Regions from separate parts of the Homo sapiens genome. Here region 1 is linked to region 2. Evidence: chromatin contacts called from ENCODE Hi-C or POLR2A ChIA-PET data. All regions are on one chromosome and are shown on one strand. Each heading gives the region's core, a stretch centred on a gene start or an enhancer-like site at or near the end of the contact. The rest is flanking DNA. Distances are from core to core; before and after follow the strand shown. Region 1 overlaps SLC7A6 (solute carrier family 7 member 6). Region 2 overlaps NFATC3 (nuclear factor of activated T cells 3).

The links. Hi-C counts contacts between places; a loop is a spot of excess contacts on that map. ChIA-PET counts read pairs that join two places held with the same protein, here RNA polymerase II (POLR2A). Pooled maps may share reads with other maps.
Region 1: a pooled map shows a loop between it and region 2 (2.5-fold over the local background). The contact joins two enhancer-like sites. A Hi-C loop is called at or near these places in 2 of 50 pooled maps. POLR2A ChIA-PET finds 5 or more read pairs at or near these places in 5 of 52 experiments (A673, AG04450, CD4-positive, alpha-beta T cell and 2 more).

Annotation. Positions count from the first base shown.
Region 1 is chr16:68,280,474-68,287,222 of GRCh38, forward strand. The region is part of intron 3 of SLC7A6 (solute carrier family 7 member 6); the gene reads left to right. It also overlaps the pseudogene RNU6-1262P. Among named protein-coding and RNA genes, the nearest start is that of SLC7A6, 19 kb to the left of the region's middle. RefSeq lists enhancers at 1,273-1,567, 3,749-3,888 and a silencer at 5,893-6,187. Within about 2 kb of position 4,565, at least 15 of the 41 ENCODE cell types and tissues checked have a DNase peak (open chromatin) inside an H3K27ac peak, as active enhancers do; they include CD4-positive, alpha-beta T cell, where a contact is called at or near this core.
Region 2 is chr16:68,209,332-68,216,192 of GRCh38, forward strand. All of the region lies in intron 9 of NFATC3 (nuclear factor of activated T cells 3), which reads left to right. It also overlaps the pseudogene RPS12P27. Among named protein-coding and RNA genes, the nearest start is that of MIR6773, 21 kb to the right of the region's middle. RefSeq lists an enhancer at 1,813-1,882. Within about 2 kb of position 1,765, at least 2 of the 41 ENCODE cell types and tissues checked have a DNase peak (open chromatin) inside an H3K27ac peak, as active enhancers do; they include CD4-positive, alpha-beta T cell, where a contact is called at or near this core.

The sequences.
Region 1 (6,749 bases), core at 3,315-5,814, 74 kb after region 2:
CATTTGAAAATCAGGACTTGCCTTTTCTCTTGAAAAATCAAAAGTTCAGGCATCATTGGACCCAAATTCCTGCCCGATAAAATAAGCTGGATTTCAGTAGTCGTAGCTTCTTTAAAAAAAAAAAAAATTTCTTTTTTGTTTATTTAAAAGGAGTATCCCTATGTTGCCCAGGCTGGTCTCAAACTCCTGGCTCAAGTGATGCTCCTGCCTCAGCCTCTCCAAGTGTTGGGATTACAGGCATGAGCCTCTGTGGAGGGCTCTGGCTCCTTTTTTTTTTTTGAGACAGAGTCTTGCTCTGTCACCCAGGCTGGAGTGCAGTGGCGCGATCTCGGCTCACTGCAAGCTCCGCCTCCCAGGTTCACGCCATTCTCCTGCGTCAGCCTCCTGAGTGCTGGGACAACAGGTGCCTGCCACCACGCCTGGCTAATTTTTTGTATTTTTAGTGGAGATGGGGTTTCACCATGTTAGCCAGGATGGTCTTGATGTCCTGACCTCGTGATCCGCCCACCTCGGCCTCCCAAAGTGCTGGGATTACAGGCGTGACCCACGGCGCCCAGCCGGCTGTGGCTCCTTTTAAATGGAGTATGGACTCCCCAGTCCACTGTAGTCCTCCACTTCTTGTATTATCCCCAGACTTTCTTGCCTTTGCTCACTCATATTACTTTCCTGGCCTCTGAAGGCACTGCACTTTCAGATCCTGGCTTTCTGGCTGTACCCCATCCCCTTCCCAGGTTATACTGGCAAGGAGATCCAAGCAGCTTTTTGCAGATTTCAGGCTATTTTATTTTACCTACTAATTATCCTAGAACAGTGGTTCTCAGCCAGAGGGGAGTTTATCTTCCAGGAGACATTTAGCAATATCTGGAGACACTTTTGGTTGTCACAACTCCTGGAAGGGGGTGCTTTTTGCTTCTAATGGTAGAGGTCGGGGTGCTGCTGAACATACCACCATGCACAGAACAGCTTCTCACAATAAAGACTTACTTGGCCTAAAATGTCAATAGTGCTGAGGTTGAGAAACTCTGTCTTAAGGGTGCACTCTGTTCATATGTGTTCTGGGGTTTTGGAATCTTATGTGGTGAGGCAGGGCCACAGGCTGCTGACTGAACTCAGTAAGTTTAGGGGCTCATACTCACTTGTGGGACTAATGGGGAGAAATGTTGGTTCTTGAGGTAGGTACATAGGGTCTCCTCTTTGCCTAGGTGACCAGCAGGATTCACAGTAACCCAGGTGCCCAGTATTATAAGAGTACTTGATTTGACTGCAGAAGGGTGGTGTTTCTGCCTTGGGTGTTGTCAGCCCATTTAGCTTTGTGGGCTTTGACCTCGGGATCCTCCCTCTTGTGTAGGCTTATACACATCAATGGAAAGTATTTGCTTTGAAGATTTCAACATGGAAGTAGTTCATTGCTGACACAGCGGCATCAAAGCCCAGCGCCTGCTCACAGCTGAGACTCCATTCCCCCTGAGTTTGTTTGGCAAGGGTGACAGTGAGCAGGAGGAAGAGAAGGAGGGAGACTGGGAAGGATGAGACTGGAGGGAAGAAGAAACACTGTATGATCCCTGAGTATCCATTGTTTCCATGCTTTCCTGCTCTCTTGGACCCAGGCCTGGTCAGAGTTCTCAGTAGAAAAGATACGCTCCTCATTTTGGCTAGTTGCTATGGACAGACAACTTTCTTGTTCTGAGAGTGATACGGGGCTAGGGAGGACTGGGTCTTGATCATAGTTGTTTCAAGACTCCAACCCTATATATAGTTCGAATGCTTTCATAATGGGACTAAATGTATTTGTGTAATTAAAAACAAAGACACTGGCCAGGCTCAGTGGCTCATGCCTGTAATCTCAGCAGTTTGGGAGGCCAAGGCAGGAGGATCACTTGAGCCCAGGAGTTCATGACCAGCCTGGGCAACATAGCAAGAACTCGTCTCTTAAAAAACAAAATAAAACAAAAAACCACAAAAAAACAAGGATACTTTAAAAAAAGACACATACATTACATATTTATATACATCCCAGGAGGTAGCCACTGATTCTGGGATCCCCATTTGGAAGGGTTTACCTCCCCTGGAGTGTTGGAGAGCATTTCACTCCTGAATGTCTTGTAGTTGTCCCCTCCCTACCCTGCCTTTCTTCCTTTCTTCCTTCCACATTTTTTTTTTTTTAGATGGAGTCTCACTCTGTTGCCCAGGCTGGAGTCCAGTGGCGTGATCTTGGCTCATTGCAACCTCTGCCTCCCGGGTTCAAGTGATTCTCCTGCCTCGGCCTGCTGATTAGCTGGGACTACAGGCATACGCCACTATGCCCAGCTAATTATTTTGTATTTTTAGTAGAGACGGGGTTTCACCATACTGGCCAGGCTAGTCTCAAACCCTTGACCTTGTGATTTGCCCGCCTCGGCCTCCCAAAGTGCTGGCATTACAGGTGTGAGCCACTGCGCCCGGCCTTTCTTCCACATTTTTGTTGTTATTTTTTGTTTACGGTTGCACTCCTTTGTCCTTGAATGCCCCTTTATAACATTCAGCCTGTCTGGGAGGAATTGGAAGGTTTCCCTCCGCTCTCTGTTGCCTGTGGGAAAAGAGAGTTGTGACTACTGTCAGCGTAGCTGGGAGTACAGCTTCAGATTGCCAGGCAATCTCCTCATCAGAAAGAGAGTATGAAAGGCACAGTTCTGCGAGAGGGTGCATATGTTATTCACTATTAACTTGGGTTTCAGACAACAGAAAACCTTTAGCAGCATGGCTCAAACATGTTGATGTTTGTTTCTCTCACATGTTAAAAGGAGGCAGTGTGGTTTGGATGACTTCAGTTCTTCAGGGAGCCAGGTTTATTCCTTCTGTCTTCCTGCCATCCTCAGCCTGTGACTTCTAGCTGGTGGTCCAGGATGGTTATTGAAGCTCTAGCTGTCATGTCTGCACTGTAACTGACAAGAAGGACAAAGACACTGCCTCCCCCATTTAAAGACACTTTCTGAGGTCTTATATGAAATATTTGCATACATCCCGGGAGAAAACCTGGTTGCACAGCCGTACCTACCTGCAGGAGAGGCTGGGCAATGTCAGCTTTATTTTGGACAGCCATGCCTTCAGCTAAAATTTCTATTACGAATGAAAAAGGGAAGAACAGATAGAGGAAGATAACTAGCCATGTCTGCCACAGAGACTTTGGGGATTTGTTTCTGCTTTGGCTTTCAGTTTGGATCTGCCATTTGAGTACTCCTTTCTCAGCAATAAGCTCCCAGAGAGCCTTGAAGACCCTCACGTGGGTCCCACGCTCCTTGGTGCAGGCTTGTCCAGCAAGGAAATGAGATCAGGAGAAGAGGGAAGGCTTGGATGTTTTAATTGTGGTAGCTGAATCTTAGCATCTGGCTTTAAGGCCCAGTTGTTGACTTTGTTTGAACTCTGATAGTTTATGGTAAGCTAGGGGGGCTGGGAGTTCTGGGAAGCAATAGAGGAGTAAGGATCAGATGGTGAAATTTTGTTTCTTAATTAGAATCAGGAGAACAGTCAAGGGACTTGGCTTCTGCTTGACAGACTGTTCTAGGAGCTCTCTGTTCTCTGGCAGGGCTGATAGTAGGGTGAGGCAAACGAGGTGCCTGGGGTCAGCGTTGAAGGGCGTACTCACTCTCAGGTTCCGGCATGTGGTCCCCTGAGAGTGAGTGCCTCCTTAAATTTTGTGCCCTAGGTGCCTCCTAGCTTCACACTACCCTGGCTCTGCCTTCTGGTGCTACATTGTTGCTAATGAACCATTTTTATTTTTAAACAAATTCTTTTAAAAATTTTCAGGGGCCATGCTAATCTTCTTTGCGTCGTTCCAATTTTAGTATATGTGCTGCTGAAGTGAGCACGAACTATTTTTATTTTTATCTAGAAAGAGGCGTATGTTCACGGTAAACCATGGTAAACCACAGAGTGGAAAAAGTCTCCTTCCCTCTCCACAGCTTTAGTCTTTCTCCCCAGAGGAGCCACTCTGACCAGGTGCTTTTGTATCCTTCCAGCTGGTCTATTGGAATGGACTCTGCAGGCATTTCCACAAGCAGCCTTCTTTATTCATTAGTTTAGCACATAGTTGAATTTCCACTGTGTGTAATATTTACCTGTGCACAGAGAGGACCAAACCTGTAGGACATTTATGGCAGGATAGAAGGAAGGAGAAGGATCAGAAGTGAGACCCAGTGCCAGTTAGTGGGTCTGAGGAGTGTATCAGCTTCTCTTCCCCTTGGAGCTGCAAACCAGAAGCACAGTTAGCACTGCCAGGATATTGTCAGACAGTCTCTTTCTCCATGTTTATTTCCACCTTTTTGTGTTTCTCTCCTTTTATCCTCTTCTGTCTCTGCCTCCTTGTCTCTTATCTCTCACCCCTCTGTCTCTTCTGTGTATTTTCTCGTCTTTTTTTTTTTTTTTTTTAGAGACAAGTTCTCACTCTGTTGCCCTGGCTGGAGTGCAGTGACTATTCACAGATGCTATTACAGTGCACTATAGGCCCGGACTCCTGGGTTCGGCAGTTCTCCCACCTCAGCCTCCCACACAGTTGGGACTCCAGGTGTGCACCGCTGCCCCGGCCCCCTGTCTGTCTTTTTGTCTAAGCTGCATGCCCTCCCACTTCTGCTTCTTTTTGTGTTCTGCTTCCTTCCTCTATTTACTTATGGTTTCTGTCCCTTTGTTACTAAGGGCTTGTATGTGACTTTCACTTGCTGTAGCTCCTGACCCTTCTGCCCATTACTGTTAGATTCAGTTTCTTGGTATTCCAACTCTGTGTTTCTGGGAGAGGCAATGTAACAGGCTCAACTTGGGTCCAGTGTCTGGCTCCATCAGTCATGATAGGGAAGGGGGAGCAATTCCCAAGAAGGAGCTGGGCAGGTACTTCAAAACATGGCTACTGTACTGTGTAGGGGCCTATGGATTACTGGTACCTATTAACTAGGTAATCCTTATGTTAGCTGATTGAGGCTTAACCCCATACAGGTAGCTTTGATCATCAGGGTAGGTCCCTGGGAAGACCTGCCAGCAGCATGCATTTCTTTGGGCTGCTTCTCCCCTCCCATTTGACCACTGTCCCCCTACTCCCACATCATGATTGACTAGTAAGCACCTGTGTTACTGGCCAGTGTACTGAGTGAAAGCTCTTTGAAGCCATTGAGCCTGGCACCTGCCACCTGTGTTCATTTTCACAGGCTGGCCATAGGCACTTCTCTCCATTTGAATGGAAGAATATCCAACTTTCTGACAATTTGCCTTGCTCCAGGGAATTGGAAGTTAGAGTGAAAATCTTACCACCTTGGTTCCAACCAGGGTTTATCAGTGCCCCTCTTTGCTTGGTGATGAGCTTAAGAAAACAACGTGGCCAGGCATAGTGGCTCATGCCTGTAATCCTAATATGGGAGGCTGAGGCAGGAGGATTGCTTGAGCCCAGGAGTTCCAGACCAGCCTGGACAATACAGCAAGACCCCTGTCTCTACAAAATAATTTTTTTTTAATTAGCTGGGTGTGGTGGTGTGCACCTGTGGTCCCAGCTAATAGGAGGTTGAGGTGGGAAGATCACTTGAGCCCTGGACATCGAGGCTGCAGTGAGCTGTGATCGCACCCACTCCAGCCTGGGTGACAGAGCAAGACCCTGTCTCAAAAAAAAAAAAAAAAAAAAAAAGAAGGAAAGAAGGAAAATAAAATGATATACTGCTGTTACCTTCTGAGAATTTGTGATCTTGGGAGAAGCATGACCCAATCACCTGAGGGAGAGACTTGAGACAGGTGTCTACATGATGATAGCATAGACACTAACCTGTGCTAAGAAGCAGGAATGCCATGTGGTTCAGGAGAGAAAGAGCTCAGAGAGGGGTGGGGTGGTGTATTCAGAGAAGGTTTTACAGAGGAAGAGGAAGTGGGGGCTGAACTAGACCTTGACTGGGAGTTGCTGTTGGCTATGGCAGGAAGAGGAGGGGAGGACATTTCTTTTTATGTGTGTGTACGGTACGAGTAAGAGAGAGAGTCTGGCTGAAGGAGAGAGTGCAAAGTGGGTAGGAGTAAGTGGAGTTGGCCTAGAGGATGGGCCCAAAAGATTTTGTAGTAAGATTTGAGGTGCACATAAAAGTTCTGTTTTTGTATGCTAGAGGCAGTACTCACAGATGTCACTGCGTTCCTTCCTGCTGGATATTGCTCTTATGTCGTCCCCATGGATCAGTCATTGTTTAGCAGGAGCAAAGTGCCGGGGCTCTCAGCACAGGGCCCAGATGTCACTGAAGTGTGTGAGGAGCTAGAACTTAAAGCCACGTGAGCCTAGGGAGTACTCGAGTGGGTGCGCTTCTCCATGGACTTCATTGAGAATTGGGAGGTATGGGTAGGAATGAGGGTGGAAGCGATCAGTGGGCTTGGGAATGTGAACTTAGAAATGGTAGTTAGCTTCTCTCACCTCAGTTTCCTCATCCATAAAATGGGAATAGGAATATCTGTATTTTGGAGTCGTGAGAATTGATGGAGAGGTGTATGTGAAATTGTCAGGCATATAACAGACTTTTCTTTTTCTCCTTTTTTTTTTTTTTTTGAGACGAGGTCTTACTCTGTCATCAGGCTGGAGTGCACGGCTCACTGCTGCCTCAACCTCCTAGGCTCAAGCGACCCTCCCTCCTCAGCCTCCTGAGTAGCTGGGACTACAGGTGTGCACCACCACGCCCAGCTAATTTTTGTATTTTTTGTAGGGACAGGGTTTCTCCATGTTGCCCAGGCTGGTCTCTAACTCCTGGGCTCACATGATCCAT
Region 2 (6,861 bases), core at 515-3,014:
TGCACTCCAGCCTGGGCAACAGAGTGAGACCGTCTCAAAGAAAAAGAGTTCTTTCCCTGCCACTGCTGAGTTGAGTGGAGGCAGAGGCTTGGGTGCATTCAAGATTCAGCTTCACCCGTAGACCACCACCATGGCCACGGAAGGTGTTGCTGCTGGAGGTGTGGTGGCTGTTAATACTGCTTTACAAGAGGTGTTGAAGACTGTCCTCACCCATGATGGCCTAGCACGTGGAATTTGCAAAGCTGCTGAAGGGTCAGGCCCATCTTTTGTGTGTTTGCATCCAACTGTGATGAGCCTATGTCAAGTTCATAGAGGTTCTTTGTGCTGAACACCAAATCAACCTACTTAAGGTTGATGACAAGAAGCTAGGGGGAATGGTTAGGTCTCTGTAAAATTGACAGAGAGGGGAAACCCCGTAAAGTGGTTCGTTGCAGTTGTGTAGTAGTTGAAGTACTTCAAATGCAAGAAATGAACGAATAAAACTCTGGCTAACCCCCCTGCCCCCCAACACACACACAGACACACACACACACACACTCACAGTCACACTCACTCTGGGCATGTTGGCTCAATCCTGTAGTCCTAGCACTTTGGGAGGCCGAGGTGGGCAGATTGCTCGAGCCCAAGAGTTCAAGACCAGCCTGGGCAACATGAAATCCCATCTCTGCTAAAAATACAAAAAATGGCCAGGTGCAGTGGCTCGCGCCTGTAATCCCAGCACTTTGGGAGGCCGAGGTGGGCGGATCACGAGGTCGGGACATTGAGACCATCCTGGCTAACACAGTGAAACTCCATCTCTACTGAAAATACAAAAAAATTAGCTGGGCATGGTGGCGGGCACCTGTAGTCCCAGCTACTCGGGAGGCTGAGGCAGGAGAATGGCGTGAACCCGGAAGGCGGAGCTTGCAGTGAGCCAAGATCATGCCACTGCGCTCCAGCCTGGGCGACAGAGTGAGATTCCTTCTCAAAAAAAAAAAAAGAAAAAAAAAAAGAATACAAAAAATTAGCCAGGTGCTGTGGTCCCAAATACTTGGGAAGCTGAAGTGGGAGGATTGCTTGAGCCTGGGAGGTAGAGGCTGCAGTGAGCCATTATTGTGCCACTGCACACCAGCCTTGGTGACAGAGTGACACCTTGTCTCAAAAAAAATAAAAGAATTTTTACAAACACTTTTCTGCATCTATCGAGATGATCATGTGGTTTTTAAATTAATTTTTGTAGAGGTAGGGTCTTGCCATGTTGCCCATGCCAGTCAGGAGTATGTTTTTTTTTCTTTTGTTCAACTAATTTGGCATATTACTTTAATTGATTTTCATTTGTTGAATCATCCTTGCATTCTGGGAATAAAACTCACTTGGTCTTAATGTATCATCCTTTTAATATGCTGCTGAATTGTGTTAGTGTTTTGTTGATTTTTGCATCTATATTCATAAAGAATATTCTGTAGTTTTTTTGTTTTTTTGTTTGTTTGAGATGGAGTCTTGCTCTGTCGCTCAGGCAGGAATGCAGTGGTGTGACCTCGGCTCACTGCAACCTCTGCCTCCCCAGTTCAAGCGATTCTTCTGCTTCAGCCTCCCGAGTAGCTGGGACTACAAGTGCGCACCACCATGCCCGGCTAATTTTTTTGTATTTTTAGTAGAGATGGGGTTTCACCATATTGGCCAGGCTGGTCTCGAACTCCTGACCTCGTGATCCACCCACCTTAGCCTCCCAGGTGTAAGCCACTGTGCCTAGCCTTTTCTTTTCTTATAGTATCTTTTTCTGGCTTTGTGTCAGAGTAAATTCTGGCCTCATAATGAGTTAGGAAGTGTTTCCTTTTCTTTAATCTTTTTAAGAGTTTCAAAAGAATCGAAACTCTTTTTTCTTTGTTTTGTTTTGAGATGGAGTCTCGCTCTGTCGCCAGGCTGGAGTGCAGTGGCGCGATCTCAGCTCACTGCAACCTCCACCTCCCGGGTTCACGCCATTCTCCTGCCTCAGCCTCTCGAGTAGCTGGGATTACAGGCACTCACCACTATGCCCAGCTAATTTTTGTATTTTTAGTAGAGACGGGGTTTCACCATGTTGGCCAGGATGGTTTCTATCTCCTGACCTTGTGATCCTCCCGCCTCGGCCTCCCAAAGTGCTGGGATTACAGGCGTGAGCCACTGTGCCCGGCTGAAACTCTTCTTCTGTAAATGTTTTTTGTTGTTGTTGTTGTTGTTGTTGTTGTTTGAGTCGGAGTCTCACCCTGTTGCCCAGTCTGGAGTGCAATGGCATGATCTCAGCTCACTGCAACTTCCGCCTCCCAGGTTCAAGCAATTCTCCTGCCTCAGCTTCCTGAGTAGCTGGGATTACAGGCATCTACCACACGCCCAGCTAATTTTTGTGTTTTTAGTAGAGACGGGGTTTCACCATGCTGGCCAGGCTGGTCTCGAACTCCTGACCTCAGGTGATCTACCCGCCTTGGCCTCCCAAAGTGCTGGGATTACAGGCATGAGGCACCGTGCCCGGCACACTTTTGTAAATGTTTGGTCAAAGTTCTTGTGATCAGGAGAGATGAATGAGGTATATTTTGGAGCTCACGAAAGTGCTTCAAGGAACTAGAAGGATTTCTGGAGCACTGCAAGTTTCTGTAAAGCACAATCTGAAAGTACCACTGAATTCATCCACTCACAAAAGCTCCCATAGTGTGTGTTGGCCTCTTGCTTTGTTCCTGGGATGCTTTCTTATGATTTTTATGCTGCTGTACCTGTAATCACATGTTCTATACCTTCAAGTCTGTTTTGGAGGATTCAGTTGTGGAGATTGGGAACCCCCAGAAAGAGTATTTTGATATTTTCAGTATTTAAAATACTTTGCACACACTGTAATCTTTAAATCACCTCTGAAAACTAGGTGAGTGATCTCAAATAATAAACAAGCTTAAGTCAGAAAAATTTTGCTTAACCAAAGGATTTCTGGATTTTGTTTTGTTTTGACCCCTATAGTGAGGGTGCATTTTGTACAGATTGACTCTTCCTTTGTTTTTCTTTTTTTATCTGCTTAAAAGGAAGGTATTAGTTAGTGTTCATAGAGACTACATGCAGATTTTTCCCTTCTAAGTAGGTTAGGTCCTTTTACTTGAAGTTGTACAACAGAGGCCAAGAATAATTCCTTATAGGCAAAAAGATGAGAGTTGTTGTTGTTGTTGTTGTTTGAGTCGGAGTCTCACTATTTCGTTATTGTGTTTTTGACTCTTGGGGCATCTGAATGCTTTAGCCAGTACTGCAAAACTGACCAGTGGTGACTCTTCTTTTGTGCAGTGACTTTCAAACATTTTTGACAGCTTCCTACAATAAAATACAAGGATTATGTTGTGACCCAGTACACAAAAAATACATACATATACAACTAATGTTAAAGTCTCACAAACCAATTCTTAACCTTTATTAGAGGGAATGCAGCCTGCTATCTTCTATTTTGTTCTATTTCTTTCTCTTTTTTTTTTTTTTTTTTTTTTGAGATGGAGTCTCACTCTGTTGCCCAGGCTGAAGTGCAGTGGCGTGATCTTGGCTCACTGCAAGCTCTACCTCCCAGGTTCACGCCATTCTTCTGCCTCAGCCTCCCAAGTAGCTGGGACTACAGGCGCCCGCCACCACGCCTGGCTGATTTTTTTTTTTTTTTTGTATTTTTAGTAGAGACAGGGTTTCACCGTGTTAGCCAGGATGGTCTCGGTGTCCTCACCTCATGATCCACCCGCCTCAGCCTCCCAAAGTGCTGGGATTACAGGTGTGAGCCACCATGCCCGGCCTGTTTCTTTCTCTTCTTTAAAATACTAGTTTCAGGGGCCGGGTGCAGTGGCTCACGCCTATAATCCCAGCACTTTGGGAGGCCGAGGTGGGTGGATCACAAGGTCAGGAGATCAAGACCATCCTGGCTAAGAAGGTGAAACCCTGTCTCTACTAAAAATACAAAAAATTAGCCGGGCGTGGTGGCGGGCACCTGTGGTCCCAGGTACTCAGGAGGCTGAGGCAGGAGAATGGCGTGAACTCAGGAGGTGGAGCTTGCAGCGAGCCAAGATGGTGCCACTGCACTCCAGCCTGGGCGACAGAGCAAGACTCTGTCTCAAAAAATAAATAAATAAATAAATAAAAATTAAAAAAAATAAAAATTAAAAAAAAAATACTAGTTTCAACTTGCTGAATTGATTTCATAAATTTCTAATGGATGTGAACTTTAGTTTAAAAAATACTCCTCCAGGCGGGCATGGTGGCTTACGCCTGTAATCCTAGCACTTTGGGAGGCCTAGGCGGGCGGATAACCTGAGGCCAGGAGTTTGAGACCCACCTGGCCAACATGGTTGAAACCCCATCTCTACTAAAAATACAAAAAGTAGCCAGGCATGGTGGTGAGTGCCTGTAGTCCCAGCTACTAGGGAGGCTGAGGCAGGAGAATCACTTGAACCTGGGAGGCAGAGGTTGCAGTGGGCAGAGATTGTGCCACTGCACTCCAGCCTGGGTGACAGAGTGAGACTCCATCTCAAAAAAAATACTCTTCCATGACTCCCAGATTTGGCTGTACATATAGTTTTCTGGGCTGCTACCCTTGAAGATTTTGATTTTGTGGTTTGAGTTTGTATTTTTATAAAACATTCAGGAGTTTATATTTTTATCAGTTGCCCAGATAATTTTGATGTAGCCTTAGCCAAGTATTTGGGAACTACTAATAGATATAATGTAATAAAAACTAGTTTATTTAAAGCTGAATTTATCCCTTAAAACCACTGAAAACCATAATTGTAACTCTTAAAGTTATTGCCCTTCAAATTTTTAAAAGAATCATCTTAGTACCTGAGCTATCTGAACTCCAGTATTTATTTTATCTAATAAAATGTGGAGAGCCATTTTATGCAGTGATTGACAAGTAAAAGACAGTTAAATTCCTTTTGATTATAGAAAAAAAACAGGCTGGGCACTGTAGTAGATTAAGTTCACCCTCTGGTTTGTTCCATTCAGTAGTGATGTTGTCTTCTTTGACACAGACCAATTTATATCTGACTTGGAACACCAGCCATCAGGTTCAGCAGAGAAATGGCCTAACCACAGTGTGCTCTCATGTCCAGCTCCTTTCTGGAGAATCTAGAGGGTGAGTGTTGATTGAAATGTGTCATTGTTTTTGTGCCCAAGTCTGGTATTTGCATGCAGTGGCTGGATTTGCATGTGCTACAGAGGAGGGGGTATGCACGGGCATTTTCTGGTAGGCCCACTCATTATCTTTGGAACTACACTTTGACTAAAAGACTCTGCTTTTTAAACTTAACCACACTCAGGCTCTTACACTTGTGCTTATGATTTTATTCTTGAATGAAAGGGAAGTGTTTACTTAGATTTATTAGACCAAAGCAGAAAGAGGTTTCGTATCTATGAATTCTATATGGTTTGGGTTGCTCAGTAAATTTGGTTGCTGATCAGGTATGTAAGCCTACTCATTCCTGGTCAAGTACTCTTAACTTTTGATGTGAATGAAATCAGGAAATTTTGTCCGTTTTTCAGAGGCAACCCAGAATATTTATCCCTAGCCTCCCCTGTGGGCCCATGTTTGCACTTCCGGTAGTCCTCTGGGGCTCTACTTGGAAGAAAGCTGTAGTACTAGAGCCAGTGTCTGTGTCTAGGCTTAGGCTTCTAGACTCAGCAGCCAAGGAGGAACGAAGCTGTTCCTTGCTGTCATGTTGGCTCCTTTCTTCAAATACTATGAAAGCCACTTAAGAAAATATATGATAGAAATTATAAATACACAGATTATACCTTCCTAAATGCCATTTGAATTTTATTTTAAAATGAATCTGGATTTGGAAGGGGCCTTGGAAATCATGTTCACTACCCAAACCTTTATATTTAGGTTTCTGCAGCTTCCTGATGACCTATCAGACAAGATACCAAAACCCTAACTTCTCCCAGAACTGGGCCTACCCTGGTCTCACATCATTCTTGTCCAACCATGAGAGGAGTGGTGACTTAATTCCTGCATTGAATGTATATAAAACTCTCAGGAGAGTTATAACCAGAGGATTTAAAATAATTTCCTCATATTAGGGGTGAGAAAATAAGTTGCAGAAGGATTAGTTAAGTCACCTGAGTCACATCACAGCCAAACCAAGGCTAAAGCTTACTTCTTCCAGTGTTAAGCCCAGTGTGCTTCCCATGTGTGAAGCAACAAGTTGGTCACTAATGATCTTGGTAAGAAGGAAGTATTATGTGGAGTGAAGGGATCGATGGATGACTGAGTAAATAAGAGGTGAGAACATAGAAGAAACAGCAGTGTAGACAACTCCTTTAAGATGTTAAGCCATGAAAGAAAGAATTAGATACAGAGGGGAACATGGGGTTGAGTGTTTTTATTTGCTTGCTTGCTTCTTTGAGATAGAGAGATTTGCACTTTTTTTTTTTTTTTTTTTTTTTGAGATGGAGTCTTGCTCTGCCACCCAGGCTGGAGTGCAGTGGTGCGATCTCCGCTCACTGCACGCTCCGCCTCCCAGGTTGACGCCATTCTCCTGCCTTAGCCTCCCGAGTAGCTGGGACTACAAGGCGCCTGCCACCACGCCCGGCTAATTTTTTGTATTTTTAGTAGAGATGGGGTTTCACTGTGTTAGCCAGGATGGTCTCGATGTCCTGACCTCGTGATCCGCCCACCTTGGCCTCCCAAAGTGCTGGGATGACAGGCATGAGCCACCGCGCTGGCCCAGATTTACACATATTAAGTGCTGATGAGAAGGATCTGGGGAGACAAGTTGATAGAGACAAAGAAGTGAAGAAAATTGATGCCGCAAGGTGTTGAAGAGGTTCCAGAGCACAGGTAGTGGAATGGGTCCTGTGGATTTTTGGGTCTGGAGCTCAGGTTTGGCCCTT